4 separate regions of the Homo sapiens genome follow, and regions 1, 2 and 3 are each linked to region 4. Evidence: chromatin loops called from intact Hi-C (ENCODE). Cell type or tissue: mammary epithelial cell. All regions are shown on one strand. Region 1 has its middle 46 kb from the start of MIR4452. Region 2 has its middle 7.0 kb from the start of C4orf36. Region 3 overlaps AFF1 (ALF transcription elongation factor 1). Region 4 overlaps AFF1 (ALF transcription elongation factor 1).

The links. A loop is a pair of places that touch in the nucleus more often than their neighbours do. Peaks named below come from ENCODE experiments on the same cell type or tissue, not always from the same donor. Only the 100,000 strongest peaks of a DNase experiment are listed, where the experiment ranks them.
Region 1: a loop joins it to region 4, with 19 times the contacts of the local background. A loop is called at or near these places in 11 of 110 quality-filtered maps.
Region 2: a loop joins it to region 4, with 13 times the contacts of the local background. A loop is called at or near these places in 4 of 110 quality-filtered maps.
Region 3: a loop joins it to region 4, with 2.3 times the contacts of the local background. A loop is called at or near these places in 10 of 110 quality-filtered maps.

The regions. Positions count from the first base shown.
Region 1 is chr4:86,492,349-86,500,348 of GRCh38, reverse strand. It overlaps a transcript of MAPK10 not described here. Among named protein-coding and RNA genes, the nearest start is that of MIR4452, 46 kb to the left of the region's middle. RefSeq lists an enhancer at 1,566-1,675. In mammary epithelial cell, CTCF peaks have their summits at 1,585 (motif pointing left) and 4,070 (motif pointing left); a DNase peak (open chromatin) is centred at 3,508; H3K27ac peaks cover 907 bases.
Region 2 is chr4:86,895,424-86,903,423 of GRCh38, reverse strand. It overlaps a transcript of C4orf36 not described here. Among named protein-coding and RNA genes, the nearest start is that of C4orf36, 7.0 kb to the right of the region's middle. In mammary epithelial cell, CTCF peaks have their summits at 4,666 (motif pointing left) and 7,483 (motif pointing right); a DNase peak (open chromatin) is centred at 7,503.
Region 3 is chr4:87,035,610-87,043,609 of GRCh38, reverse strand. The region is part of intron 2 of AFF1 (ALF transcription elongation factor 1); the gene reads right to left. Among named protein-coding and RNA genes, the nearest start is that of AFF1, 100 kb to the right of the region's middle. RefSeq lists enhancers at 3,756-4,507, 5,661-6,161, 6,162-6,662 and a silencer at 4,526-4,675. In mammary epithelial cell, no CTCF peak of the experiment used is centred here; a DNase peak (open chromatin) is centred at 4,589; H3K27ac peaks cover 2,230 bases.
Region 4 is chr4:87,090,250-87,098,249 of GRCh38, reverse strand. It overlaps AFF1 (ALF transcription elongation factor 1), which reads right to left. Exons shown (of 21, transcript NM_001166693.3): 7 at 6,421-6,457; 8 at 3,281-3,335. Among named protein-coding and RNA genes, the nearest start is that of KLHL8, 130 kb to the left of the region's middle. In mammary epithelial cell, a CTCF peak has its summit at 4,507 (motif pointing right); DNase peaks (open chromatin) are centred at 4,319 and 5,319; H3K27ac peaks cover 2,403 bases.

The DNA.
Region 1 (8,000 bases), 600 kb after region 4:
TGAACTTAATAACTGAAAATAGAATCATATGATCTGGGTATTCTAGCACAACCCGATTTCAAATAAGCTGATCTGCTTCTCCCATAAGTGGATTCAGACTATTCTTATTGTGTGACCTAATTTTTAGTTTTGAGGATCAAATCACCATAGCTATTATGGCCAGTTTTGAAGCTTTATTTCTATATCCTAAAATGAAGTGGGTATTGACCAATTATCAGACAATCTGGGTAATTCAGATGGCTGGCAAATCAGTTGTTCAATTGCTAGTAACACAGATAGGAATTCAGCAAGATGGAATTTTATATTTCTTTCATAAAAGGAAGGCTTAAGAGAGGCTTATATGGTAGCTCTAAAGTGGTATCAGTGACTCAGGCGCTTTTAGTTTTCTTCGCCATCCATAGCATGTGATTTCCATCCCCAAGGTTTTCACGTGGTCCAAGATGGTTGCTGGGATCCCAGACAGACATCATATATGTCTTCTAATCAGGGAGGAAGCAGAAAGGACAAAAAGACATACTTCAGCTGTTTGTCTTAAGGAGCTTTCTCTAAAGGCCCACTTACTGTTTACCAACCATCCCTATCTGCAGGAGAGATTGGCAAATGCAGTCCTTTAGCTGGATACATCACTACTTGGAATAAAATTAAAGTTCTTAAAGTTCTATCATTAAGGAAAAAGAAGAGAATAGATGTTGTGTAGGTGACTAGTTGTCTTAGCTATAGCAAGCAAGCAAAATCAACGATTAAAGCAAAAAACAAATCCTCTTTGGATAGTGCATTATATGGTTTGTCTTTTTGTCTAATTGATATTGACTGAACAATATACACATTTCCAGTGTGTTTCGTGACCTGGAGGCACTGCCTATGGGTGTGTATGTGTGGCCCTGGCAAGAAAATAACCGAACCAACAAGTGCATCAGCAGAATTGTCTGGAAATGTTCTTGCTGTGTTACTCCCCACCCTGTTTTTGGTCATGCACTGAAGTCAAGGTTCCTGGTGTGCTTGCAACTTAGCTGCTGGTAGTTAAAGTTAGGCAGGTCCAGGGCAGTGTAAATCTCCTCTGAACTGTTTGATTGTGATAATCTGGAATATAAAGCTACTTTTCCTTTTGTATAACTTTTTATCCTGTGCTCTATATGAGTGTGTGTCTCTGTGTGTGTTATCCTGAGGTTTGCATACTCCTTACTCCCCAGACACTGATTTTGGGAGGAGTTTGAAAGCATAGTAATGGCTTACTTGCTTGAAAGAAGTATTTCATTTAACACAATTGTAATCGCAAAAGGATGTGAATATTAACTTATGATTCTCTATAATTGGATGTGGCTTTTAAAAAGCAAATGATCCATTCCACATTTGAACTAAACCTATGGTCAGGTGAGCTTTAAGAAGAGAGGTTAATTTGGAGACACAGTCTGAAACAGTGCATGTTTCAGTACTTCACAAATATTAAGAACTTTGTTATTTTACTTTCTTTGAGTGCCACTTTGGTGTTCCACAACTACATCTATACAGATAAACAAGGGTCTGAAGGAAAGGAAAAGGGCTGTTAAGGTTAGCTATAAATGATGTTTGGCGATTAGGGTCCCTCTAGTGGTAGCTAGCTTAAATACGCTTAGGCAGCAACAGAGTGGTGTACCCTACATATTTGTGGTGGTGACCCACGGTTTATAAAGCCACCTCAATTTAATTCTAAATTCTTATTATAGCAGTGCTGTTATGAGTCAACTCTCACTAAAAATTTTTAGTATTTTGTTTTCTTAATGTAGATTTGGGAGCTTGTGGATAATTGTCTTAATGATCCTAGTCTCCTTTGTTTCTGTGTGTGTGGACTTCCACTTTCTTCTTATCTAAAAGCCACAACCAGTCACTTTTCAGGGCACTCAGTTTGATGAAGTTTTAAGAGTCTCCAAAATGATGGCTCTGTTGTTACTCCTTGTGTTTGGCATATAACTAGAGTTAGATAAAATAATCAAACCGATGAAGATCAAAATGTCAGGTTTATTATCAATAAAAGTGATATTGAAGAATGTGGCTCAGTTGTGTGGTAACAGTAGGTTTCCTAGGACTGCACCAGAAATAGCCATTTTTCTGGTTGCCTGCCAGGCCTTGCTCTGCAGGGTTAGTCCCTTTTACATAAAGTGACACATAATTTGTTGTGCAAACCAAGACACTTTTGAGAGTCGAAGGGATGAAATGCCAGGACTGTCCTGAAAACTGTGGCATAAGGCCACTGACTTTTATCTCATGACAGCAGCCAAAACAGAAAGCACATTGTCTTCAGGCAGACAGATCCCTGAGAGAAAGGGCAGAAAGGAGCTTAGCTCAGCATGCTCAGTTGCTTCTCCCTAACACACCAATTAGATAAATAAATTCTTTACCCTTGAAGAGAAGTAAGGGATGGTCCAAGAAGCCAGTTGTGCTCATGGAAAATCCATCCATAGATTCCATAGTGGTATGGAATGGAGGGTTTTCTAATCAACCCTGCTCCTAATATTTGCACAGCCAGAGTGGGGTGCTCTAGGCATAGGGACTGAGGAGTGGAGTGCAAGTGCTGATTGTTAGCGTATCTTCTCAACTTCATATTTAATGATATGATGCTTGCTTGGTACACTCGAAATTGGCCATGGTGGGAGTTTTGGCAAACTACAAACCAGGGCTTTCTTTCCTCCTTTCCAGAAGAGCTGGTTGTTAAAAAATCATCAGCACACCACTTAGCCCTGGACAGATTTTATTTCTGCTGGGTTTTATGGCTTAGACTTGCCACTGCCCCCACCAGCTGGGAAAGATGTCTGTGATCAGTGATCATAGGTACATTTGTTATTGCCATGAAAAACTCCAACCTCAGCACCTTCTATATGCCTCATAGGGCTGCACTCCATTGGTCCTACTTCCCATGGCCTCAACAGCTGCAGTGTAGTGTGTGCTCTGAGTCTTCTGACCTGGCAGAGCCAAGGAGCCTGAGGATAGGTTTTCCATTTGGCACTGAGACTGGCCATTCAGTGCATGCCCGCATAGTTCCTTGCCAAGTCTACGGAAATGGAAAGCATAAGTGTGACTTTGATGCTTTTAGAATCTTCCAGGCATTGACAATGAGAAACAGGATTGTTCATAGGGGAAGTGAAATTCCTGACAATAGCCTCATCAGTAGAACCATAAAGTACCTGAGTTTTAGAAGTTAGAAGCACTGAATTTGAGTCCTGTTTATGTGAAATATAACTAAACTTTGTAAACAAATTTTTATTGTTTGGAGTGTTGGTTTCTTATAAAGCAGGAAAAATACTCTCCCATAAAAATAAAGTTTTGAGGATAGAATGAAATAGCATGTGAAAATGAGTTATAAATCTTAAAGAGCTAGGTTAATGTAAAGCATAAGCATTATAAGGAATGTGCATATTTTGTGGCAAAAGAGAGATTAGTTAGTGCCGACATTTTAGCTAATTATTTGCAGGATGGGAGGCAGAACTGGATTATCTGGATTATCTATAAAGCTGACTAAGCGTGTGCTTAGCCCTCCAGCAAAGGAGTATTGAGTAATGTTTTTTGTTGGGTGGGGGGGGAATTAAATATTTCTCCTCTAACTCACCAGAAAAAATTAATTGTCATCGGAAAATAGAAATTTGTTGGATTTCTTTATGCTTGTTTTATAGTTTATTGCTTTAAAATTGTAATTTGTAAGGGAGTTGGGGTACTGCATTCTTAAAAAGCACTTAGAATCTCTAAAAAAACTTAACCTAGTCACCATGACATAGTCCCCTTGTATTCTTGTACCTTTCAATGCCTTGAAAAGATCTGGGGTGAAGGAGGACTTCAGGGGTACCTGTTGTATCATGTACTTTGTATAGGCCACAAAAGGGCTGTATTTTTCCTTTGCATTATAGGCAGATTCCAAATACAAAATTAATTTAGTGTGAAGCTTCCTAGTAAAACACAAAATAAATGATATGTAATATTGAATAAGAACTATGTTTGATATTTTAAAAAGAACTTAAAAATGGAAATCTTCCAGGTTCAGGCCAATTTTTTATGTTTGGGTTTTTCAAATGCATATTGGCCTCCCTCTAGTGGTAGCTGAGGCAAACTGAACCAAAACCCGGGGCACAAAGCTCGTCTCTGAATCAAAAATAGAGTTTTCAACATCTAAGTCTCTATTTTAATGGCTGGAAAGCATGTAGCTAATATCAGGTTTTGCATTATTTAGATCCTTGGGTTAATTTGAAGTTGTTGTCCCTATAGCATTTGGGCTTTTTTGAACTTTTCTTGTGTTTATTTTTGGTTAATGGAGTGTGTATGTTGTTTTCCACAAAAATGAAGCCCTTTGTTCACTTTTAAATTTCAAATTTTTGATGTTTATGTAATATCTTCTGGCATGAATTATAGAAAAAATGTGTTAATAAGTTTTTGGTAAAACTTGAGATTATTCTTATAGTTTTTTTGGGTAAAAATTAATATATGCAAAAAAATTCAGCCTGGATCCGATGATGACTCTAGATTTAGCTAGCAATTTTCAGAAAACCCAAAGGATGGACAAACATGTTAAAATACCAAGGAGATGTAATCAGTCAGTCAAACTCAGACTGAGAAAGTTCATAGGACATAAAAGCACATTTTTTCAACAAATACATTGCAAGAGGGGGAAAAAGGGAGAGGAAAATGGAACATGAAAATTAAAAGATATTTAAAATACAATAATAATTTACCATATCTCATCTTTGTTTGGATGCTGATTAAATAAGCACCATGGAAAACCCCTATTTGTAATATTTATGAGACAATTAAAATGTCGACACTAAATGTTTGATATTATTAAGGAATTATTTTTAGATGTGATAATGATATTTCAGTTGTGTTAGTTTTGTTATAAAGACAAGCTATTGCATTTTAGAGATTCATCCTGAAATATTTATAAGGGAAATTATATGATATCTAGGATTTCCTTCAAAATAGTCTCAAGGGAAGGGATAGATGGAGGTGTGGATAGGCCAGATTGGCCATGGGCTTGGTACTGGATGGTTATCTGGGAATTCATGATACTATTTTATCTACTTTTGAGTATGTTTAAAATTCTCCATAATAAAACATTTAAAATACCAATAAATTGGTTATAGTACCTTTAATAACAGCTATGTAAATAAATGCCTCCCATCTTACCATATCATTAAACATCATTGTTTTATGGACTACATCCTCAACCCAAGCCAAACTCGCTTTAGGCCTCATGTTGGAGGTATACCCTAAACTTGTTGGAGCAGCCCTGAAAAGTCTGGCTCTGTCTGAAGTGATTTGTTGGACTTCTAAGAAATTGTGTTAGTTTTTTCTGGACCTTAATTCTAATATAAACCAAAAGGCCAAGGTTTCTTAGGGAAGACACCATGAAATAAGCTCGGGTTATCCAACTCCTTAAGATTGAATCAAGATCAACTTAAGGAAAAGTGAGCAAATATTTAGTTATTGATACATAAAATATGTGAAGCTTTTTTTTTTTTTTTTTTTTTTTTTTTTTTTTTTTTTTGAGACGGAGTCTCTCTCTGTCGCCCAGGCTGGAGTGCAGTGGCACGATCTCAGCTCACTGCAAGCTCCGCCTCCCAGGTTCACGCCATTCTCCTGCCTCAGCCTCCTGAGTAGCTGGGACTGCAGGCACCCGCCACCACGGCCAGCTAGTTTTTTGTATTTTCAGTAGAGACGGGGTTTCCATGTTGGCCAGGATGGTCTCAATCTCTTGACCTCGTGATCCGCCCGCCTCAGCCTCCCAAAGTGCTGGGATTACGGGTGTGAGCCACCACGCCCAGCCGTGAAGCATTTTTGAAGTTAGAGTAATGGTGACAAAGAACAAGCCAGTCATGGATCCCAGTATTCACACTCCCTTAGCTCCAGGTTTTAAGTCTTCTCATACAGATATCCCCTCCAGCTCTTTTCCCTTCTCCTGACCATGGCCTTCTGCCTTATCTCAGCCCATGTGGAACGCCAGTCCCCTCCTGTTCCAAGGAGGCTGAGTGTTGCATTGTTTACCTAGAGTTTCCCTGGATTCTTGCTCTGAACATGCTGTCCATGTGGACCCAGAGTACTGCTGTCCTGCCAGACTTCCACTGCCCCTTTCTGGTGAAATACTCCTTCTCCCTACTCACAAACATGGAAGATTGTACCTCGCTGCATCCTCTTGTTGATCTGAAATAAGGATTTTAAATCTAGTGAATAGCTGGTATAGGCTACATGTCCATTACTAAGCTGCATGGAGAAAGAAGCCAGAGAACTTGGAAAGAGAAGTTGCAAGTTCCATCTACTGACAGATGATATCCCAATGCCTAAACTTTTAAGGTCTACTTTCATCTTACATAGAAGCTGAAGGTATAGGAGCATAGGGAAAACCTCCCTGCCCTGAAATTTCTCTCCTTCCTAGATATTACAGTGCCTTTAATATTCCCAGTGGAAATCATGTGGGGTAGGAGATGGCTGGGCTGTCTCTCAGGAAAGAAAGGCTTAAGACTTTACCTTCTCTTGGGTATTGGAAAAAGAAAGGTAGAAGGGACCACAAACACATATACATGCTCTTTTTTTAAAACATTAACAATTTAAAAACCTCCAGGCAAGCAGGGATGCTGATAAAACTATCTGTGTCTTCATCAACCATAGCAACCATTCACAGGGAGATTCTTAGAACTAAAGAGAAAAGCATGAGGAAGTGGGGTTTCCTAACCATAGGGCTTCCTTCCAGGCAGGGTAGGAGTGAAGGGGGAGGGTGAGCTAAATGTGCTAAGGCCCAAAATGACAGAAAGGCTGTCCTGAAGGTTATCACATCTGAAGCAGCCAGAAGCCAATTTCAAAGTGGAGTAGATTCTAGAATCCAGGACAAAGTAAAGACAGCCCAAATTAAATCTAAAAACAAATGGAGAAAGGGAAATGCAATAAAGAAAAGGATCTAGAATAACTACCTAGAATATACGAGAGACCTTTTAAAATTTGCTTTTCTGTGTGCAGATAAATTAATCTAGCATAAGGAGTTAAGATCGACTGAACAAATAATAACTTACTAGGACACCCCTGATAAAAGAAAAACTTCAGCCAAATTAAATTTAAAGGAGTTTAATTGAGCAATGAACGATTCGCAAATCAGGCAGTCCTCAGAATCACAGCAGATTCACAGAGACTCCAGGGGTGCCTTCTGGTGAGAACAAATTTATAGACAAAAAAAGTGACGTACAGGAATCGGAAGTGAGGTACAGAAACAGTGAGATTGGTTACAACTCAGCGTTTGCCTTATTTGAACGCAGTTTGAACATTCAGCAGTCTATGAATGGTTGAAGTATGGCCACTGGGATTGGCTAACACTCAGCTCTTGTCACAGGTGCATACTACTAAGTTAGGTTTTCAATTTTGTCTGACTATTAAGCTAGGTTACAGTTCATCCACAAGGACTCAAATATAGAATTACGGAGTCCTTCTCAGGCCATATTTAGTTTGCTTTAACACCCCTCATACATACCATTCATTTTTAAATTACAGTTTTTGGGTGCCTTCATTTCCAGAAGTAATAGGTATTGTCAGCATATTTCCCAAACCCAAAAGCAAAACATACAGTCCTACAGTGAGTCCAAATTTTTTAAAAATCAAGGTCACCTTGGGAAATTTCATCCACCATGGTAATTTTAGATCAGGAGAACATATACCGTTATTGAGCACCTGCTATGCTCCCAGAACTTTGTTAAATATTTTACATTAATTATCTCATTTAATCTCCACCCTGGGAAATAAGCAAAAATTATTCTCACTTTACAAATACGAAAACTAAGGCCTACTGAAATCAAGTGACTTGCCAAGGTCATAGAGCTCACATGTATGATGGTGCAAGAATTTGAACTCACGGAGTCTAGCTCCAAAGCCTAGACACTGAAACCATTTTGCTGCAGAACTAACAAGGATAGAGGAATATTTTTATTTGGCAAGAAGAATAGGGAATGTGTATTCTATTCATACAGGATGCCCAAGCATCAGATATTTACTTAGGGAAG
Region 2 (8,000 bases), 190 kb after region 4:
CCAAGAACCGACTGATTACGGGGACACTGGGTCTACAGGTGTGCACCACCACACCCAGCTAATTTTTATATTTTTTAGTAGATAGGGGGTTTCATCATGTTGTCCAGGATGGTCTCGATCTCTTGACCTCGTGATCCACCGGCCTCGGCCTCCCAAAGTGCTAGGATTACAGGCGTGAGCCAAGCCACCGGGCCTGGCCACTTACAACATTTTTATAAACAATATTTTAAAGCAATAAATCTCCCTTTCCTCATGGAAGAAATGTGAAAATTCTTGAGGCTTCCTTTTCTTGTGAAAATAGCACACAAGGAAAGATGCATAAACATAAATGTACAGTTTAACAAATAATGAGAAGGCAATTATCTCTAAAGCTGCTAACCAGGTTAAGAAATAGAACACTGCCTGCAAGTCAGAAGCCACCATGTACCTTCCAAATCACAGCCCCCTCTCTCCCTTCAAAGGTAACCACTGTCTTGTCTTTCATGATATTCACTGTTCTTTATTTTTTTTTATTACACTGTTTGGCATACAGGGTCCTCAGTGAAAGAAATAAAGATTCCATATGATTACGGAGCTCAAATTCTAACAATAGATGATGATCAAAACAATAAACATAATAAACTATAGGATGTTAGAAGGTGATAAGTGCTGAAATAGATTAGAGCAGGGTAAGGGGGTTGTCAGCACAGGTGTCAGAAGCAGCAGTTTTGAAAAGGGTACTTGGCAAAGCCTTGACGGAGGTGGGCAAGTTATCTGGATGTTTGGAAGATGGATGTTGCAGGTAGTAGGAACAGCTAAGGTAAAGGCAGGTGGTGGTGTATTAGTTTCCCAAGGTACCACGCTGGGGGATTCACAATGGAAATTTGTTCTCTCCCAGTCCTGGAGGCTATAAGTCTGAAATCAAGGTGTCAGCAGTATTGGTGCTTTTTTGGAGGCTCTGAAGAGAGTCTGTTCATTCCCTTTTTTTTCTTTCTTTCTTTCTTTTTTTTTTTTTTTTTTTTTTTTGAGAGTCTCATTCTGTTGCCCAGGTTGGAGTTGCAGTGGCACGATCATAGCTCACTGCAGCCTTGATCTTCTGGGCTCAAGAGATCCCCCTGCCTCAGCCTTCTGAGTAGCTGGGAACAGGTGCATACCACCATGCCCAGCTAATTTTTAATTTTTTTGTAAAAGAGATGGGGTTTCACTACGTTGCCCAGGCTGGTCTTGAATTCCTGAGCTCAAACAATCCTTTCGCTTTGGCCTCCCAAAGTGCTGAGATTACAGGCATGAGCCACCACACCTGGAGTAATTCCTTATTTCTTTTACCTTCTGATCCTTGTGAGCAACCCCTAGCATTCCTTGGCTTGTGGACACATTGCTCCAGGCTCGCCTCTATGGTCACATGGTGTTCTTTCTGTGTATCTATATGTGTCATAAGTACACTAGAGATTAGATTTAGGGCCTATTCTAAACCTGATTAGATGAGGTCACCTGCAAAGTTGGCCTGATTAGATGGTCATTTGCAAAGACCCTATTTTTAAACAAGGTCACATTCACATGTATAGCATGTATAGGGAGTTAGGACTTCAACATATCTTTTTAGGGGACACAATTCAACCCATAGCAGGTGGGAGTATGCTGGGCAGGCTTAAGAAAGAGCACGAAGGTCATGGAGGGAAAAGCAGAGCAAGCAAATGAAGATTGGTATGAGTGGAGGTTATAAAAGCTGTGTGTGGCCGGGCGCGGTTGCTCACGCCTGTAATCCCAGCACTTTGGGAGGCCGAGGCGGGCAGATCACGAGGTCAGGAAATCGAGACCATCCTGGCTAACATGGTGAAACCCCATCTCTACTAAAAATACAAAAAAAAAATTAGCCGGGTGCGGTGGCGGGTGCCTGTAGTCCCAGCTACTTGGGAGGCTGAGGCAGGAAAACAGTGTGAACCTGAGAGGTGGAGCTTGCAGTGAGCCGAGATCGCGCCACTGGACTCCAGCCTGGGCGACAGATAGAGACTCCGTCTCAAAAAATAAAAAATAAATAAATAAAAATAAATAAAAGCTGTGTGTGTGAGTGTGAGTGAGAGAGACAGAGAGAAGAGATCAGATATGATCTGTGGGTCACTGTGAGGACTTCGGTTGTTTTCTCTGAATGAAAAGAGAACCATTGGCCGGGCTCAGTGGCTTATGCCTGTATTCCCAGCACTTTGGGAGGCCGAGGCAGGTGGCTCACTTGAAGTCAGTTCGAGACCAGCCTGGCCAACATGGTGAAACCCCATCTGTACTAAAAATACAAAAATTAGCCGGGTGTGGTGGCATGTGCCTGTAACCCCAGCTACTTGGGAGGCTGAAGCGCGAGAATCACTTGAACCCAGGAGACAGAGGTTGTGGTGAGCCGAGATTGCACTGCTGCACTCCAGCCTGGGTGACAGGGCAAGATTCCATGTCAAAAAAAAAAAAAAAAAGGAACCACTGCAGGATTTGAGCAGACAGACATGATCTGGCTTACAATTTGAACAGCTCACTCTGCTGTGTTGAGGAAAATTGTAATGTCCAAGATTTACCTGTCTGTTGCTAGGATATCTAGCATCAGATACATAGCTTGTCAGAGGTGGTGCAGGGATCCAAACCCAGGCAGTTTGGTAGCAGGGCCCATGCATCTGACTCCCTCACTGTGCTGTTAGCTATGGCATGCCTTTATCCTGGTGTTGAAGTCCAGCCTGATTTCAGGCATCATGGGCGGGCAGCTTCTCTACTCTCCCTGCTTCTTCGACTCACCAGCTTTAGATTCCAAAACCATGGAGGGAGCCAAGGTCAGGGCAAGAGTGTGTGTCTTAACCAACCTGGCCAGAGAAAGAGGGGTCTGGCCTTTTTGTAATGCACATGGTCTTTGCTCTTGCATTTCTGTGTCCTAATCTTGTTTTATAAGAACACCAGTCATATTGGATTAGGACCCACCCCTGTGACCTTATTTTACCCTAATTACCTCTTTGAAAGGCCCTATCTTCAAATAAAGTCACAGTCTGAGATACTGGGGTTTAGGATCTCAACACATTAATTTTGGGGACCAGGGATACAAATCTCCCAGTAACAGGAACCATCTTAGAATTCTGCCTACTGCCAGGTGCGGTGGCTCACTCCTGTAATCCCAGCAATTTGGGAGGCTGAGGTGGGTGGATCATTTGAGGTCAGGAGTTCAAGACCAGCCTGGCCAACATGGTGAAACCCTGTCTCTACTAAAAATACAAAAATTAGCCAGGTGTGGCAGGCGCCTGTAGTCCCAGCTACACGGGAGGCTGAGGGAGGAGAGTTGCTTGAACCCAGGAGGCGGAGGTTGCAGTGAGCTGAAATTGTGCCACTGCACTCCAGCCTGGGCGGCAGAGTGAGACTCAGTCTCAGAAAAAAAAAAAAAGCTGCCTATCACACCTACATTTTGGCTAGAGTTGTAAGACCAGTACTAGTTTTTAATGAAACTTACTACAAAGTCATTAATTGTCACACTCTGCTTGTGGGGTTTCAAGTCTTCTTTTAAAGACTCACACTTTGCAAAATGTAAAGCATTTTCTGGAATTTGAAGTATTATTCTGAACATGTCCAGTTTCATGAAATTTTATTTATTTGAGACAGGGGCTCGCTCTATTTCCCATGCTGGACTGCAGAGGCACTATCTTGGCTCACAGCAACTTCTGTCTCTCAGGCTCAAGTGATCTTCCCACCTCAGCCTCCTGAGTAGCTGGGACTACAGGCAGGCACCACCATGTTTGGCTAATATGTATATATTTTTAGATTTTCTGTAGAGACAAGGTCTCATATTTCCCAGGCAGGTCTCAAACTCCTGGACTTCAGCAATCTGTCCACCACTGCCTCTTGAAAGTGCTGGGATCACAGGAGTGAGCCACTGTGCCTGGCACTGCCTGAAATTTAGAATGGAATACCAGATTTAGAAACTGAGTAGACTCTATAAGACTACTTAAATACATTTTAGAGACTTTCCTTAACATTGGGATAGACGTAAGCTTGTTCTGGCATTATTTTAATTTTTAAATGTTATTATTTTATTTATTTTGTCTTTCTTTCTACAACTCTTGGTTCTGTGGGGATTTCTGGCATTATTTTATCTCTTTTTTCATTTCTCAAATGTGCAATATATAATTAAAAGCACAGAGATTGCAATGTCTACTAATGAACTGCAGGGGTGTCCTTTGACTTATTGTTGGTACTTTGAAACTAAGAAGCTGAGAAAGAATTAATAATTTGTTTTAGAGGAGCGAGCAGACAAAAAAAAATTGAGTAAAATCCTCAGACAGATTTATCATTAGGAGGTCAGTGCTTCAGCGAGAGAAGTTCTGTATTTATTTTTGAGACAGGGTCTCACTCTCAGTCTGTTGACCAGGTACAGTGGCACAATCGTGGCTCACTGCAGCCTTGACCTCCTGGGCTCAAGTGATCCTCCCACCTCAGTCTCCCAAAGTGCTGGGATTACAGGTATGAGCCACTGTGCCTGGCAGGTTCAGATTTCTTGAATTTCGTGATTAGACTTTCTATCAGAGCACTCGGCCTCTTGTTCTGGCCTCCATTTCCTCAGGAAGAGTTCAGTTGAATGGGATTTTAAATTTTTATTTTTACTTTTAGAGACAGGGACTTGCTATGTTGCCCAGGCTGAAGGGCAGTGGCTGTTCACAGGTGCGATCATAGAGCACCACCTCCTGGAACTCCTGGGCTCAAACAATTCTCTCGCCTCAGTCTGCTGAGTAGTGGGGATTATAGGTGTTCCATTTATAATATATTTTAAAAGCCAATAAAATGTGACTCAAAAATAATATTTATAATTAGAGATCTTATCTCAGTTTTCTAATTTCTCCTAGTTTCAAACTAATGATATACTCTTTTTATTCTTTTAATTATTTATTTAAAAAAATAGAGAAGGGTTTTACCATGTTGCCCAGCCTGGTCTCGAACTCCTGGGCTCAAGCCATCTGCCCACGTTGGCCTCCCAAAGTGCTGGGATTACAGGTGTGAGCCCCAGCACCTGGCCCAATGATATATTTTTATTTATTTAGAGACAGATACTTGCTCTGTCACCCAGACTGGGGGCCAGTGGCATGATCTCGGCTCACTGCAACCTCTGCCTCCTGGGCTCAAGCGATTCTTGTGTCTCAGCTTCCCAAGTAGCTGGGACTACAGGCACGTGCCATCACACCTGGCTAATTTTTGTATTTTTAGTAGAGACGGGGTTTCACCATGTTGGCCAGGCTGGTCTTGATCCCCTGGCCTCAAGTGATCTACCCACCTTGGCTTCCTAATGTGCTGGGATTACAGGCGTGAGCCACTTTGGCTGGCCTCTGTGATATACTTTTAAAGCAACATTATAAGTCAGCATGAAATTGAAACTTCAATTGAACTGAAGCAGGTAAATCCTTTGCTTTAATTAGTACTTTATAGGGTGACGTTGTAACAGCCTAAAGGTCTCATGTATTAAGATATGTAAGGAAATACTTTTTTTTCCTATACTTAGAACTAATGCTTTGTGCTTGCCTGAGGGAGGAATTCAAATGTAGTTGTCAGGGGCTGAGCTTTCCTGGTATAAGCTGCTCCGTGGCAGATGCAGGTTTGGTGGTGCCAGCCTGAGAACCAGCCAGGGATTCCCACTACTCCAGCTCTGCAGAGGATCCTAGGCTGTAAATCACATGCTATATCTTGGAACAGGAGAATGGATTCTGACCTGCTTTGTCTCCCAAGGAACAGGGCACCTGGAGATTGTGACTTCTGCCTCTAAGAAGAGTAGAGAAGTCTACCACTAGCTGCAGCCATTATTGTCTGTTTTGGTCATGCAATAATGTGTCTAAGGTATAGAAACCCACTCTAGAGCAACCAAAATGGGTGAGTGGATGAATGTTTTTGTAAGGATACAATGGGAGTTTTGTGGATACAGGAACTGTGGCTGGGTGAGAGAATCCAGAGAACTTAAAGGAGGTAGCTCAGGAGTAAAACTGACCTGGGTTCAAATCTGGCTCTACAACTTACTAGTTGTGTAATCATAAACAAGTCACTTTTATAGCCCTTTATGTATGTATGTTTTTTTTCTTTTTTGAGACAGAGTCTCACTCATTCACCCAGGCTGGAGTGCAGTGGTACGATCTCAGCTCACTGCAACCTCCACCTCCCAGGCTCAAGCAATCCTCCCACCTCAGCCTTCTGAGTAGCTGGAACTACAGGTACGTGCCACCACACCCTGCTAATTTTTGTATATTTTGTAGAGATGGGGTTTTGCCATGTTGCTCAGGCTGGTCTTGAACTCCTGAACTCAAGCAATCCACCCACCTTGACCCCCCAAAGTGCTGGGATTACAGGAATGAGCCGCTGTGTCTGGCCATTTTAGAGCCCTTTAAACATTTTTCCCCCTTAACTGTACTAGGGAAAGTATTAGTTTCTTCCCCCTTAATCTGTGAGGGTCAGATGCCATGTAAAGTGGCTAAGAATGATGGCTAGCATGGAGTAGGTGGCCAGCAATATACTTTAAAAATGACTCCAGTCCTCTAAGCCTGGCTCATAGGAGACTCATGGGCCATTCCCAGAAATAGAAAAGATAGACAGAGGAGATGATTTAGGGAGTAGGAGATGAATTACATTTTGGTTATGTTGAAATTTTCTTCTGAACAAGATAGTCCAGTAGGAAGTTCCCACAAACGGATACGCATCTAGGAGAGAAGCCAAGGCTGGCTAGAGAATCAGATTTGGGACCCATCCAAGGAGAAATGATAGTTACATTAGTGAGAACAGAGCCACTGAGAGTACTGAGGCAGAACAAATGGACTACGGGAAGACATAAATTTAAGGGCGAGAAGAATGAGAGAAATAAGCAAAGGAGTGGCCAGACAGGTGAGACAATTAGAAACTAGTACAGAAGGGTGGAGAATATTTAGGGCCGTTATTTGGTGATTTTAAAGTTTTTGCAGATGTGTTGTTTTGTCGTTATCCTAGAATTGGTGTCATTACTAGAGAGTTTTATAATAGTCATTAGAAAACTGTAAGCTGCATTTGTGATTTACACATTAAGTTAAAAGAAAGAAAATGTCACTTTTTGAAATGAGAATGACGATACACATACATATATACATGTATGTCATGAGAAATTATATTTGAAAAGGGTAGTTGCGTAACTGTTTTCAAATGTGTAATCTAAAACCTTGCCCTAATTATAGTCCTGGGAGAATATGTAGTGCAGTGTGATGAGGACGGCACAAAAATTAGAATAAGGCAGTCTGGGTTCAAATCCTGTAACCTTAGAAAAGTTATTCGTGGTTGAGGTGCCTCCATTTTTTCTTCTCTAATATTCCTAAAATCCCACCACTAAATTAATAGTAGCATTTATTGTGTGATAATTGAGACAATGTATATGAAATACATTCACCAGTACTCAAAACATAGTAAATGACTGTAAAGTTACCACACTATTATTGTTTCTGTGTTAGGTGTTGATCTTTTGCATTCCTTCTTGTGCTTTAGTGTTAACACTAGGTGGCAGCAATGCTCTCTTAACCAATTAAAAGGATACTTGCTTACTTTCTGGCATAGAAGAGATGGGTGAAGCCTTACCTAATAGAAAGATGTGTGTAGGACGCCAGCAAAGCAGGGGGGAAAAAGATGAATAGAGATAGCAATAGAGATAGGTATAGAGACATCAATAGAGATAGAGATAGAAATAGAGGGAAAGAGGGAGAGAGAGGGGAAGAAATTGTAGAAAGAATTTGATATTTCAAAAGGATATACTGAAATAGTCATTGTGAGAAAAACCAGATCTCTTTTGGACATCCACCTTCTAGAAAATTGTATTATTTTAAAATACATGTGGGGAAGTGGCAGAGGCCATGTATTTTTTTGTGTTGACAATGTTAAGGATCTTAAGTCGTCCTGGATGGCAAATGTCTGTAAAGTGTAATGTGTTTTACTGTTCATTTTAATTTTAGTATTAATCTTAATTATAAAAAGATGAGCATTTTCCTCTATATAAAACATTCCTTCTACAA
Region 3 (8,000 bases), 55 kb after region 4:
ACTTACTTCCAGTTGGCAGTAGCACACTGGACTTGATGACACTCAATTCCTTCAATTATTTTATCATTTTGGTAATTCCTCTTGTTGGTTCAAAAGATCATATGCCATTAGCATATAACCATAGAAGCCAAGTAAGCAGGCTGATTAGGAAATCACTTTTTCCTTCAAACTTGTTTTATAGCCACTTTGAGCCAGTTTTTGCAGGGAGGAGCTAAGCAGGCAACCATCCTCTGAGCATCTAAGCTTCTATTCTCCCAAACTATCCAGTGCATGCACCTTGCAGCAGTCAAGACAGGCCTATGGGTGAGCGGGTGGGGAAAGCTTACCATGGGCATGTGCTTGTCTGCTTGGCTATTCTCACCACCAAGGGAGTTCTCCCCTCTCTGATATGCCACTTAAAACAGCAGAGCCCCTATAGCCAGTCAGTGTTCACAGCCTTAGGCTCCGCTTCACAGGGCAGAGCTCCGCCCCTTCTAAATAAATGCTACCTTTGTCTCAGAGAAGGGAACTCCAAATGGCAATTCTCAGTCCAGGATCCAAAAGGGAGGGTGTGAACAGTTACACCTCAACTAACAGGCTGCTCAGAGTCCTCAATTTTCTCATCAATTCCACACACTCAATTTTCCTTTAACGAAGTTACATTACTAAAATATTTTTAAATCAATCAACTCAGCCTTGTATTAGCCTTATTTCAGCATCAGTTGGGTTTCTCCCATACTTCCAGATTTTCATTCCAAAATACTGAAAATTGCCACAGAAATAACCAGAAGAACACAATTAAGCCATTCTTTCACAGAATTCCTAACACTGGTTTATTACTATGTGATTCTAAAATCAAGAATTCTCCCACAGGGAGGAAATCCTATTAAATTAAGGATTCTAGTTAATTAAGGTTTTACTTCATTAGTGTCAAAAAAATTTTTTTAAACCCACGTTAAGATTTTATCGGCAGACATGTAATTCTACACCTATTTCGAGACAAATTTTCTTTTTATGATTCACCATCACCCTTCAACTAAAAGCCCTATAAGTAGTGAGGTGAAAAAAGACATCATGGATATCACTGGTAGGATGAGTTTTATGAGGTCCAGGCTTTGTGAAAGACACTTGCTCTCCCCACACTGTCCAACAACTCCCTCTTGGGTGGAACTCACAAAAGCTCCTGGGCAGGGCAGAGGAAGACCGAAGAGGCAGGAAGTTCACAGAGTAGAGGTAGGCTTTGAGCCCCTGCTCTGGGTTGCCTCCTTTCTCCTTGCAACTAAATTGTTTTGCCAGTCACATTAAATAGCTTTCTGGTTTCTTGCTGCAAATTTGCAATGGCTTAGGGAATGATCTGTTAAAAGCTCCCAGGCAAATCTTTTGTGAATATTTTCTTTTTCTTGGTTCCATTTTGAGATAAAGGAATATGAAATTTTAAAAATAAACCCACTATTCATACCATGAGTAAACCTTTGTTGAGCCTATACACATCACTGTTTAAACCAAGGTGTAAGCAAGGAAGGGGCAGATGGGAAAATTTTTTAATGAGGGAATTTTAGGAGGCGGCAAATACCCTACATGATTCACAAACTCTGTAGCAACTTTTTTTTTTTTTTTTTTCCAGATGGAGTCTCGCTCTGTCGCCCAGGCTGGAGTGCAGTGATCTCAGCTCACTGCAACCTCTGCCTCCTGGGTTCAAGTGATTCTCCTGTCTCAGCCTCCCGAGTAGATAGCATTAGATGCACCCGACACCACGCCTGGCTAATTTTTGTATTTTTAGTAGAGACAGGGTTTCACCAAGTTGGCCACACGGGTCTCAAACTCCTGACCTCAAGTGATCCACCCACCTCAGTCTCCTAAAGTGTTGAGATTATAGGCGTGAGCCACCACGCCCAGCTGTCAATAATCACCTTTCAATAACTATAAGTTAACTGTCACTTTAATAAAGGTGTCTTTTTTTTTTTCCAGTCCTGTGTTAAGGAAAAATGTATCCCAACATCAGCCTGGCCATTCTTTCCCACTGTTCCGAATAGAATATAGTGAGTTACAAGTTCTCCTTAGCTGATTTTAGATGGTACTTTGCATTAGCTAAGAGGTTCTCAAACCTGAGTCAGTTAGCTGGAGGGTTTGTCAAAACACAGATCACAGAGACCTACAGAGTTTCTAAGGCAGTAGGCCTGACATGGGCCCCAAGGCTTGTATGTTGAACAAGTTTCCAAGGGATCTCCAGGGGTAAAAGACAGCACATCCTTTTTGGGGCTTACCAAAATACAAAAGCAATGATAACAGCAGCAGCAGCCTGGCCAAGGAATGACATCACTTAACATGTTAGTCAACACTGATTTTGGCACTATCACATCAGTTTTCTATTTAATTTTCACAACAACCCTGTGAGAGTGGGATTATTAACCCCATTTTCCAACTGAACGAAAGCTAGCTCAGAGATTGACTTGCGGCCAGGTGGGGTGGCTCACGCCTGTAATCTCAGCAATTTGGGAGGCCAAGGTGGGCGGATCACTTGAGGTCAGGAGTTCGAGACCAGCTTGGCCAACGTGGTGAAACCCTGTGGCTACTAAAAATACAAAATATTAGCTGGGCGTGGTGGCGCACACCTGTAATCCCAGCTACTCAGGAGGCTGAGGCAGGAGAATCACTTGAACCCGGGAGGTAGAGGTTGCACTGAGCCGAGATCATGCCACTGCACTCCAGCCTAGGTAACAAAGCAAGACTCCATCTCAAAAAAAAAAAAAAAAAAAAAAGCAGGGCATGGTGGCTCACGCCTGTAATCCCAGCACTTTGGGGGGCTGAGGAGGGTGGATCGCCTGAGGTTGGGAGTTTGAGACCAGCCTGGCCAACATAGTGAAACCCTATGTCTCTACTAAAAATACAAAAAATTAGCTGGGTGTGGTGGCAGGCGCCTGTAATCCCAGCTACTACGGAGGCTGAGGCAGGAGAACTGTTTGAACCTGGAAGGCAGAGGTTGTTGCTGTGAGCCGAGATTGCGCCACTGTACTCCAGCCTGGGCAACAAGTGTCAAAGTCTGTCTCAATTAAAAAAAAAAAAAAAGGGTGAGGGGATTGACTTGCTCACAAATGGTAGACCTGAACATTCACCAATGCCTGGCAAGAAAGCTTATACTCTCAGCCACAGTTCTGCTAGCAAAGCTGTCAGGCTGCGTTAAATAAAGCAGTGAAGACAAAGAAGGTGTGCTAAAGTGTGCTAACTTATAACCACTCATATTTCTTTAGTCTCAAAAAGGTACACATCAACAATTTAGTATCATCTCCGCCAGCAGGGTCATCTCAGAGCCACAAAATTGATGTTTGGTTAAACTGATCCACACAGGCCTGTCCTTGAGGAACGACCTAACAGAGGACCCCTTTGAGAGAAGGATGGCCAATGGCATGAAGCTGCTCTTTCAGTTATAAAAACTGTGGGCCGGTCACAGTGGCTCACATCTGTAATCCCAGCACTTTGGGAGGCCGAGGTGGGAGGATCACCTGAGGTCGTCAGGGGTTTGAGACCAGCCTGGCCCACATGGCGAAACCCTGTCTCTACTAAAAATACAAAAATTAACCGGGCGTAGTGGCACGTGCTTGTAATCCCAGCTACTTGGGAGGCTGAGGCAGGAGAATCGCTAGATCTCGGCTGCAGTGAGCCGAGATCGCGCCACTGCACTTCAACCTGGGCTACAGAGCGAGACTCCATCTCAAAAATAAATAAATAAATAAATATAAAAACTGTGTTACAATTCTTGTTTCAGAGCCTCTGATGTGCCCCTGGGAAGGAGGATGCAAAGTCTGACCACTCCACAGACACCATGAGTTCTACTGGAAGTCTGCAAAAATCTATTTAAATAGGGAAATAATTCTCCTTTCAGTAGCCAAGTTCTTGCCTTCAGATCATATACTACTGTCCACCATCTTTGAGGTTCAACCTGATGTATCAAAAGATCTCTACAGAATTCATCAAGCCACCTCCTCCACATTTGTATTTTAGTTAAGTGAACTAGAAATGGGGAGAACCACAGGCTTCAGTGTCCAGTGCCTGGTGAGATCAGTCACATGTGAAAACTCACCTGCAGAACATAAACACTCAAGCCATGAAAGGGGGACTGTGCCACAGACGTTTCACTGACCGAATCCACTAACTCAGCACAAGAGCTTGAATGAAGCTTTGGAAAGCTAAAACGTGCCAGAATGCTCTCACTTTCAGAAAGGTGGTGAAAATCCTGAGGAATTCAGAGCTGCCTGTTCAGCCCCTCAATACAGTCATTTAGTCAACCCCATGCTGGGGCCTGTCAGGGCACATTTACTGACTTTTCAAATGCTTCTTGGGGGTAGGGATGGATGTGTTTAAAATATTGTGGTAAAATGTAAGAAATCACAACTCTGTAAGGATTAGTGAGAGTGATTCCTTTTTCTCTTTCCTTCACACTAAAAAAGGAAATAGCATATGTGGATGAGGAAAAGATAGTAACAGAAAGGCCCAAGTTGGGCATGAGACGTGGGGCAGTGTGTTGGCTCTGGTATCATCTGGCTGTAAGCACCTTCTCCCAGGCTGGAGCCCATGGGCCCTGCTGCTAAACTAGGTTAGTCATGCGGGATTGCTGAATGCCATTCGGTGCTTCCATGGCAACTCACGGCCCACAGGGCTGGCTGTGCACAGCTGACTACCCATTTATCACCCTTGACTGGTCACTTCACATAGGCCTTCCTCTGATACATGTCACCAACTCTCTAGAATTCGAGTTTAAATTTTTAACTCTCTCTTGGATGACAGAGTGTGATTTCTCCTATATATTTATCTTCATAAGGATGGAGACATCTGGCAGGAAGGAAAGGGAAAATCCTAAAATCAACAGTGTACATTAACTCTGGAAAGGATTAAGTCTTATTACTGTTTAGAAGCACTATGCCATTCTGATTTGAATGTACAAAGGATAGAGCAACAAATAAACACAAAAGTTCGGCAATCCCAGCTTAGAGGATGGTGAGATAGAGATCTGTCACAAACAGGGAGGCAAAAAGACAGGATGCTAGGGTTCTTCCACACCATGTAAGTGACTTTTTCATTTTAAAAGCCACATCTCAACTTTCTAAGTCCATCTTTTGGCCTTTTGTTTCCACATTCCCCTATTCCTACCATCTAACATGCGGGAAACATTTTTCACACATTGGCTTTATGAAAAAGCATCAACATACCTCCAAGCACAATACTAGTTTGACTTCCAAATACAATTTAAACATGAGAAATCAAAGTGACTCCATGTCTGAAGGCAGGATAAAATGTTGCTTCAAAGAAGGGAGATTTTTTTCGTCTCTCCATCCATGTGAAAGAATTTGTAAGAGACTTTCTCATAATAAAAATCACTCAGCTAAATCGTCCCAGGGTTTTCACTCTCAATAACTAACATGAATAACATTCTTAAAATTTATAAAGAAAGTAATCAGAGACTTAATCCTAAAACAAAGTCTTACAATCTGATTTCATATTAAAAATATCAGCCAACTACAATGACAAAACAGCACGATGTCAGTTGTTTTCCTGGAAGAGCCCCCAGGGGATTATCTCAATGCATTAGCACTCTCTGCTACTCACTTCTGTTTGCCACAGAAGGCTCAGTCTTATTATAATTTATTATAGTATTTATTTTTAAAGTTTTATGTGACCCCATTTTGCAAAATTAAATCAACCTTGAAAACACTGCCCACATAACTTCTTGCCATTCTCTAGGAGGGTGATACATGACAGTGAAATTTACATTCTTGGTACCCATCATAAACACTCTCCAGGACTCAGAGCCAGTAAGATATTTTGCATATCTTAAATGCATCCTGCAAGTTTTAAATTGAGAACGACTCTACACTTGGGCAAACGTGACTAAAAAGTCACATCAATTCTAAGGAGAGACATGTTAATTTACCTTTCAAAATGAACTTGCCAGGTACTTCTGTATGCCTATTAATATGTAGCAAAGGTCTGAAAGGATACATTTCACAAAAACCTACCAAGCAGGGCCGAGAGCAGTGGTTCATGCCTGTAATCTCAGCACTTTGGGAGGCCGAGGCGGGCAGATCACTTGAGGTCAGGAGTTCAAGACTAGCCTGGCGAACATGGTGAAACCCCATCTCCACTAAAAATACAAAACATTGGCCGGGTGTGGTGGTGTGTGCCTGTAATCCCAGCTACTCAGAAGGCTGACTCAGGAGAACTGCTTGAACCCAGGAGGTGGAGGTTGCAGTGAGCTGAGAACGCGCCACTGCACTCCAGCCTGGGTGACAGAGCAAGACTCCATCTCAAAACAAAAACAACCTACCACCAAGCAGCATGGGATTAGGGTGCAGAATGTTAAGTGGTGATGTGGTTTGGGGAGCATTTTGTTAACGTTGTTTTTAAATTCTTTTCACAATGAGAAAGCATCTATTATTTGTATAAAAGTTCTGATTAAAAACTAAAAGAGCCTCATATACTATAGCAACATCAGACTGGGGATAAAGAAATACTGGAGTGTTAATCATTTTTGCAGTAACTCTCATTAGAAGCTCTGAAAACTGATTTTGGGTTCTGAACTCAGTCTTAGACTGTTAGCAAGTAATTTTAGATCCATCTGCGTAAAGCAGAATCTCAAATTAGCTGGGCATGGTGGCACACTCCTGTAGTCCCAACTACTTGGGAAGCTGAGATGGGAGGATCACTTGAGCCTGAGAGGCAGAGGTTACAGCGAGCCCAGGTCACACCCTGCACTCCAGCCTCAGCGATGGAGCAAGAAGCCGTCTCAAAAAAAGGGGGGATGGGGGAGGGGAGAGAGAGAAAAAAAGCAGATACTTGCTGCCATATTAGAGAATATGTTCTAACATTCAAACACCAGTAGCTGATGTTTCTTAACTGGGGTAGTTAATATAACCCATTTTGTTTCTCTTAATAGATCTCATAAGTCTATTTTGAGAGGTATTTTTTACCTTACAGATAGAAAAACACAAGAACTTGTCTTCCTCATCAATTGGTTTTTAAGGGAGTAAGGAAAACTGTGTGGTTGGACATACATAGCTCCAACAGAAAAGTAGCATGACAGAGGGAGAGGAGACAGATGAGCTAATGTATTCCCATGTGCAGCACACCAAGCCTCTCATCTTCCAAACATATTTTAAAAATAAAAAACTAGTACTGAGTGAGCAAGGCCAGCACGTATATAGAACAATTACACAAACCACACCAGTGAAAAAAAATCACTTCTCACCTCAAAAGTCTGGCAATCTACAGCTAGGGGTTAATAAAACATGTCTTTATGTTATATGCAATGTCAGCGTATTGATGTTACTGACAAATTTCAGAAAATTCAGTCCCTGAGACTGATGTCAAGTGCTTACCAGCAGTCAAGCAAGGGGATATACAGAAATTACCCTCCACAATGGCAACAGAGATAAACCAATTTTTTTAACCTGAGATAAAGTCTGTCACCTGACTAGTTATTTATGTCTCCCCTTTAGTTGTAAAGGCCCCTGGTGAGCACAGCTGCACAGTGCCTCATTGGCACTGCTCATTTGGCACCAATCAGAAATGTGGATACGTGTTGGCTCTTCTCCTGCTCTTCTGGTCTGTACTAGGATCAACCAGAGTGCTGGCCTCATTACCAGGCCACTCATGTCACACTATCAACTGACCCTGAAGGACCACATCTCATACCTGCAAAATAATGAGGCTGGTGAAAGTCTCTCATGACAGCCACAAAAATTAAAAATCCTACAGTTACAAACTAAGAATGTAGACAAGCAAGCTTAAAGTCTTTTTCTTAATGCTTTCTTCCTTTAATTCATTCCCCAACTTTTAAAAAATGTTTTGGGTATTAAATCTATGAAGCATCCAACATTCAAATAAAATGGACTTCACTTCTCATTTGGAATGTGGCCCCGAGAGGCTCCTCTTTCTGGGTTGTCCATCTCCACAAAGCTGCGTCACTGATTTTTCTAAAAATCATAAACCTGATCTTGTTATTCACCTACCTAAAACCTTTCTGGGAG
Region 4 (8,000 bases):
CATTACATTTAATTTCACAACTACATCCTTCTACCACGTTGCTACCCCCTAACCATATCTGAGTTAATACAGACCACTCGCAAGCTTATCCTTTACTACTGGGCCTCTCTTTTATACTCTTATATGTCCTATTCCACTTGTCTAAGGATTCCCAAGTCCTCATAACTCTGAAAGAAAAAGCATTAAGACCTAGATTGGTTTTTTAAATCAAAGTGTAAATGACCCTGCAATTAATAATTTTTTTCTGATATTCAAAATGCATTAGAATATCTCCCCAGCACTCTATGTGCCACTCAAATAGCTTAACTGCATGTCAAAGAAGCCTAATGCTGACAATAGATCAAATCAACCCGCGAGCACTAAGAGATTTGCCACACAAAATCTGAAACAACTGCAATTTGCCAATTAATTTGGGACACCACTTTCTTCTAATCTCCATTAAAAGTGAGTTCATAAAAGTCATTCCTTTTTCCCAAGGATACATTTCATTCTGGCACTTATCAATACCACCACGTCTACCCCCCACATAATCACCAAGTCCACACAACCCTCATTATCTACTCGGCCTCAGTATCACTTCTCTTCTGTGTTACTCTTACCTCTCCTCCCTTCCACTAGGTCCTACTTCTACCTTCTGTAAATCTATTAGGATCATCACAAATATTCTTTCCTAGATAATTTTATATGTACTAAATTAATAGTTTTTATAAAGCAAACACTACGTGTCACAAGATATACTTGTTAGCTACTTTCAGGCACCTCTGATTTGAGTGGTTTAACACTGCTATCAAGAAAACCACTCATTTCACTGAGCAGTGTCATCACAGGAATGGTCTGTCTCTGAAAGTCTGAAAGCTGATGGAAATTGGAGTGGTAGGGTGTGACTTTTGCCTGCTCAGTCTGAGGCTACCTGTCAGGCGTAGATCAGACCCAGCTGCCTTTCTTCCTCTATCCACAGGCGAGAGACACAGTCACTACCCAACTTCGGTGCAATTGCTCCACCCACTCTACTCCTGGGAGAGCTCCTCCCCTCTATGCTTACAGTCAGTTGGGATACCCAGGCTTTAACGTCCCTTCCTGGCTGCCCCAAAGACAATGGTCAGGGCCTTTTATGGTCTACAGGGCTTGACAACCAACCATCACAAAGAAATACCTGGTGTAAAACCCTGGGGAGATTACAGAGCTTCTACAGAATTCTTACAGTTGTGGTCCTTGATCTGCAGATTCTACTCCTTACCAGCCATCAACTGGTTTAACAAACCTCCTCCTTCCTTAAATGTAATCCATGTCAGTGAGTCTACAGTCTTAGAATTTAGCAGCCAGTAAAATTTCCAAAAACATAAAGGAAGTGTGGTGGTGTGTGCTGGTAATCCAGTTACTCAGGAAGCTGCGGCAGGAGGATCACTTGAGCCCAGCAGTTTTAAGACAAGCCTGGGCAACATAGTGAGACCCTGTCTCTAAAAATATGTTAAAACATAAATATGTAAAAATTAAAAAGGAAAAAAAGAAAAGGTGAAAGGCAAAAGGGAAGGGGAGCCGGGCATCATAGTAGCCTGTGCCTGTAGTCCTAGCTACTCAGGAGGCTGAGGTAAAGAATTATTTGAGCCCAGAAGTTTGAGGCTGCAGTGTGCTATTTGGGTTTGTGAAGAGCCACTGCACTCCAACCTAGGCAACAAAGCAACCTTGTCTCCAAAAAGAAAAAGAAAAAGAAAAAAAGAGGCTAAGTGTGGAAGCTCACATCTGTAATCTCAGCACTTTGGGAGGCTGAGGCAGGAGAACTGCTTTAGCCCAGGACTTGGAGACCAGCCTGGGCAACAAAGGGAGACCCCACCTCTACCAAAAAAAAAAAAAAAAAAAAAGCCGGGTGTGTCCCTGTAGTCTGTAGTCCTCTGTACTCCAGCCTGGGTGACAGAGCAAGACCCTGTCTCCAAAAAAAAAAAAAAAAAAAAAAGGGAATAACAAAAGGTAACATTTTACTTTCCCAGCAAAAGGCATTAAAAACAACAAAAACAAAAACCTCATCATCTACCAGTATCACAAATAAAATACATTCTTACCACATGCACAAAACCCATCTTTCAGACCAAAAAAACAAAAACACCTCGTCTTCTTGTTCCTTTTCCCTTCATTTCACAAAGTACATTAAGGAATTGGCACTTGGGAAACAAACACTTAACCCAGACCCACATTTAGTCATGGCGAGGAGATAAAATAACCTCTCCAGCTCAATATATAGTTTTTTAAATAATCCATAGCAATCCCCACCTTCCAAAATACATGGAACAAATATTGTGCCTAAAACTAAAGGAAAGTTGGAGCTTAAACTCCTGGGCCACCTGAAATCCTGAGACTAGCAACACAGAGTTAGTGACAGATCAGATACTGGAGGAAGGCCTCCTCACTTAGTCCCTATGACCAGCTCCTGTCATATGAAAGTAAAGTAGTAAGAGTTCAATACCATCAAGAAATGACAAATTGGGTCAAAATGCCAATTTAAAAATCTTTAATATGCAGTCTAAAACGTTCCCATAACCCAAAATATTTCTGGACTTACTGGCCTTAATAAAGAATAGCTGGGCAATAAGATTAGCTCTTTATTAGTAAATTAGGCCAAAAAAGGGCGGAAAATCTTCAATTGTGCACATCCCCCAAAACTTGTTTCTAACAGCTAAAGCTATTAAAGAATGACATCTTAAAAGCAAAGGCCTTCTATTCCCAGAGTTAAAATGTAAATAATGGCTCAAAAACCCTTTTTCCCCCTCAAGAAGACCTTTTACCAAACTCTCCAATGGTACATAGACCTTCAACAGGGGGACTTAATCCAAATATTAGGCCAGGTGCAGTGGCTTACGCCTGTAATCCCAACACTTTGGGAGGCTGAGGCAGGCGGATCACTTGAGGTCAGGAGTTCGAGACTAGCCTGGCCAATATGGTGAAACCCTCTCTACACTAAAAATACAAAAATTAGTCAGGCATGGTGGTGGGCACCTGTAGTCCCAACTACTCAGGAGGCTGACGCATGAGAATCGCTTGAGCCCGGGAGGCAGAGATTGCAGTGAGCCGAGATCATGCCACTGCACTCCCACCTGGGCAACAGAGTTAAGACCCCATCTCAAACAAACAAGCAAAAAAAATTAATGTGGGCCCTTTCTTCCCTTTAGAATGCAGCAGTCTTATTAATGTCATTACATAAAGGCAGAAAAATCTAAGCAATGCATTGACATGAGACATTACAATTTCATACTACAAAATTTTAATACACAAAAAGCATTTCACTTACGATGACGTTCCTTGCTGAGAATTTGAGTGAGTTTTTGAAGATGTATCATATTGTTCTGTGGGGGAGAGAAACATCAAAGCAGCACAATGACACATATTTACAAGATCCTTAGTTGTGAGTTCTTTTATGTCGGTCCCCAGTTTTTACCTAAACACACTGCACTTGGTACAATCTTAGCATTATAAGATGACATTTATGTTACTTCTAGAGAGAATGCTTGGTTCAGAATCAAAAACCTCTCAATAGGCCAAAAACACTGAAAATCATTGCTTGCAGCATACCCTACCTATGACGCCAGGAACTTACCTACCTGTTGGAAGACCTCCCTGTCCTTGACAGGGGTGGAGGCCCACATGGAAGCACTCTGCCAGGGCTATGCTCCCAGCGCCCTGGGTCCCATGTGACTTTACAAAGATATTAGTGATTTGTTATCACTCTCTTTAGACAGCTCTGTCCTAGGTGCTCTCCATCCCACCTGTCCCTTCATTATTCAACTCCCCACCTGCAATTCATTCATTCAGCAGCTATTTATAGACTACCTCATAGATACCAACATGTTTAAGGCATTTGGCCCTGTCCTCAGAGAGCTCACTGTTGACTGAGGGACATGAAACGGGTCCATAAATATCTATAATCCAAGGCACTGTGAGATTAAGTACACAAGTCAATACATAAATTAACTGCCCTGGGAAATCACAGAATGGTTGCTCTCTTGGTAATACCAAAGGCAGCAAATTAAAGAAAGAACAAAATGAATTGTATCACAAAGGACAGCCAAGATTCTGGCAGAGTGATGCTGGCAAGAGAGAGAGGACAGTGGGAACAAACAAGAAGAAGAGGGTCTGAGTTTGGAAAGGGCAGGGCTGAGGTGCAGAATCTGTGCTGGACAGCACTGAAACAGGCGGAAGCAGATTTCAGAGGGCTCTGAAGGCCAGGATGGGAAGTTATGACTGTATTTGCTGGGCTATGAGACACATCAATGATCTAAACAGGAACATGACACAGTGATTCCTCAGAAGGATTACTCTGGTAGTGCTACCTGGCATAACTTAGAAGGGAGCAGGAAATGTTACGTGTGGAGGCAGCTGCATTTGTCTAGACATGAGGTAATAGGGACCTGAAACAGAATTGGAAGTGAAAAAGAAACATGGGTACCTTTTAGGCAGGGCTGAATGACATTTCCCACAAATGTCATGTGGAGACCCTTGCATATTTGCAATTAGTCACTTTGCCCTCATGGTGGCAGCAGCTCTTATATGATATTTTCAAATGGCCTCCCCTCTGTCTAGAAAGCTAGGACCAAGACTCCAAACGAGAGGGGCAGAGGCCCCTCCTCTTCAGACCATTCACAGGGACTCCACACGATCATCTTGCCTGGGTTCTAAATTCCACAGGGTCTGGGTTTTGCAATTGTGGACATATAACACTAGGGCATCCAAGTAAAATCCCCCTACCTCCCCTCTCCAGAGACTCTAAAACCTATGTACCAGTACCATAAGATCAAGTGTTGAAGAAATCAGAGTTGACTTGCTGGGCATACTTTAAGAAATGTTTGTCTTCTCTTCACTGAAAGCTATATCCATCCATACCCCACCATCCTCTTCATCCTACATGCAACAAACTAGATCCCTCTTTTTCAGGTCACATTCTCACAAAGATAAATAAGGCTGCCGGAATAGCAGAATAAAGTGACAGCAGCATAAAAGATGTGGGGGTAAGCAGCTGGTGAGCCAGGACCTCCAGGAGACCCACCAATGTTGGACAATTTCTCATCAGAGTAACAAGGAATTGACCCACATTACTGCATAGGGCAAGAGGATGATCCATCCCTGGCCAAGAAAGTGCTTATCAGTTCATCTTCAACTATATTTTGCTAAAAGGGGAAATCAAATGGTTTAATGGACTAAAGGTTCTTTCTAAACCATGAGTTAGCAATAAAACAAACCATGAGCAACCCCGTGAAAGACATGCCACCTGCATGACCAGCAACCCAAGCAGACCGAAGGTGGGGGCAGAGTGGTGCATAGCAACCCCACCCACGGCTGAGCTGGTGTTCTGCCTTCAGACCTGTGCACACTCCACTGGTCTGGGCTAGCTGCCAAGATGTGGAGAAAAAAGATTTCCCAATCTTCCCAAGCAGCCATCCATTTCAGTTAATTTTACCTAGCTACTCATACAATACTGTAGCAATATAGTCGGGTTTATTTATCTGCATTTTGGGGAAATTTTAGTTATGACTTCTTTGCAAGATCTTATTCAGTATCTCTACAGCAGGGAACAGCAAATTTTATCTACAGAGGCCAGACAATAAATATTTTAGGTTTTTTGTGCTATACTTTGTAGAATACTAGATAAATGGGTGCAGCTATGTCCCAATAAAACTTTATTTACAAAAACTAGCTGCAGGGCAGATTTAACCCTCAGGCTGAAAAAGAATTACATGGCAAACAAATATAGTGGGGCTAGACAAACTGTATGTCATATTCCTTATAAAAATTTCTTAGTTTTGTTTTTTAAAACACAAGAATGACACACTCCAATCTACTGTTGTATACAATTCCTAGCTGTGAGAGTCACATTTGGTACAGCTACTATGTGTCAGTAATACCACACTGCATTTGTTTAGTATTTCACTAAAACATCTTTATTAACTCTTTGCAACAATCTTATTTTGGTTTTTGTTTGTTTGAGACAGGATCTGTGCTGTCTCCCAGGCTGGAGTGCAGTGCCACAATCTTGGCTCACTGCAACCTCTACTTCCTAGGCTCAAGTGATCCTCCCACCTCAGCCTCCCAAGTAGCTGGGACCACAGGCACATGACTCCAAGCCCAGCTAATTTTTCTAATTTTGTAGAGACAGGGTTTCACCATGTTGCCCAGGCTGGTCTTCAACTCCTAGGCTCAAGCGATCCAACTGCCTTGGACTCCCAAAGTGCTGGGATTACAGGCATGAGCCACTGCGCCTGGTCAACAATTTTAAATCCCACATAAAGAATAGTTTTATATTTGTTCTCCTTTCCTATTCTTTCAACATAGGAAGGCCTCATCTCTGCTGGGGCATTTTTTACTAATGTTTTTACGTTAAACAGTAAAAGCTATGCTTTGTTCTCCAATCCAATAAGCAGTTTCAAATTTACTTACTTTGGTTTTGGGTTACAGAACTGACATGCTGAGAGTCCTAGAAAGAAAATAAAAATATCTAATTATTAAAAGATTAAGGCTTATAAAGTTAAAGAGAAAACCGTTGAGCTTTTAGTATTAAAAGGATAGTCTTATGAAACTTTCAAATATCTAGAAAAATGGAAACAGTGTAGAGAATACCCATACTACCCATCACAGATTCTATAATTATTTCATTATGACTTGCAGCTATCCATCTATTCAAACTTTTTTCATGCATAAGTTGAAAATATTGATTAACCTAATTTTAGCTTTCATTGCTTCTCTTCTTTCCTAGAGTTTATTTTTCCTTTGTTGTTGCACAAAGATATTTTTACAGAGCTTAGTGCTTTAATTTAAAACAAGCAATAATGAGTCACTGTTTTTTTTGTTTTGTTTTTTGTTTTTGAGACGGAGTCTCGCTTTGTTACCCCAGGCTGGAGTGCAGTGGTGCAATCTCGGCTCACTGCAACCTCTGCCTCCCAGGTTCAAGCGATTCTTCTGCCTCAGCCTCTCCAGTAGCTGGGACTACAGGTGCCCGCCACCACACCCAGCTAATTTTTGTATTTTTAGTAGAGACGGTGTTTCACCATGTTGGCCAGGATGGTCTTGATCTCCTGACCTCGTGATCCACCCGCCTCAGCCTCCCAAAGTCCTGGGATTACAAGCATAAGCCACCATGCCCGGTCCATGAGTTACATTTTAAAAATTATTAGAAAATAAGTAAATATATAAAGTAGCAAATTTGAGTTTTTGTAGATAGAACCTTTTTTTTTTTTTTTTTTTTTTTGGTGGTAGAGAGACGGGGTCTCACCGTTGTCTAGGCTGGAGTGTAGTGGCTTAATTACAGCTCACTGCAGCCTCAACCTCCTGGGCTCAAGTGATTCTCCCACCTCAGCCTCCCAAGTAGCTGGGACTACAGGTGCATGCCACCACACCTGGCTAGTTTTTGTATTTTTTTGGAGAGACAAAGTTTTGCCACATTGCCCAGGCTGGTCTTAAACTCCTGGACTCAAGTGATCCACCCACCTCGGCCTCCCAAAGTACTGGGAATACAGGCATGAGCCACCATACCTGGCCTAGAACTACTTTTCACAACAGTATCATGGAAAGGAATAGCTCTCTCACTCTCTCAATATATGTATTATGTATATAAAACAATGAACATGCATATCAGATTGAACAAAACACAGATCTGAAGGTGCTATTTCTACATTTTGAAGGTTATCCAAAAGTATAAATTAAAAAAAAGGAGAATGGCAGTGTTTTAACGCATTGTTCATAAATACTGTAACAGAAACACACAAGTCAGCAGTTTATTTGCTTGTTATTAAACCAGCACTAGTGTAACTGATCACATTAAACTCAAGAAAATGTAGGGAGTGTGAGATATGTAAGATGTATGTGCATATATCTAATTCTGAACGAGAAATCACACACTCAATTTCCCTGCCCCTCTGTTCTCCCATCTCTAAAGTAAGGATCCTCAAATGAGAGAACGTATTGGAAAATCCTGAATGCTTTTTATAAATTATAAAGCTTTATGAAAATCTAGGATGTTC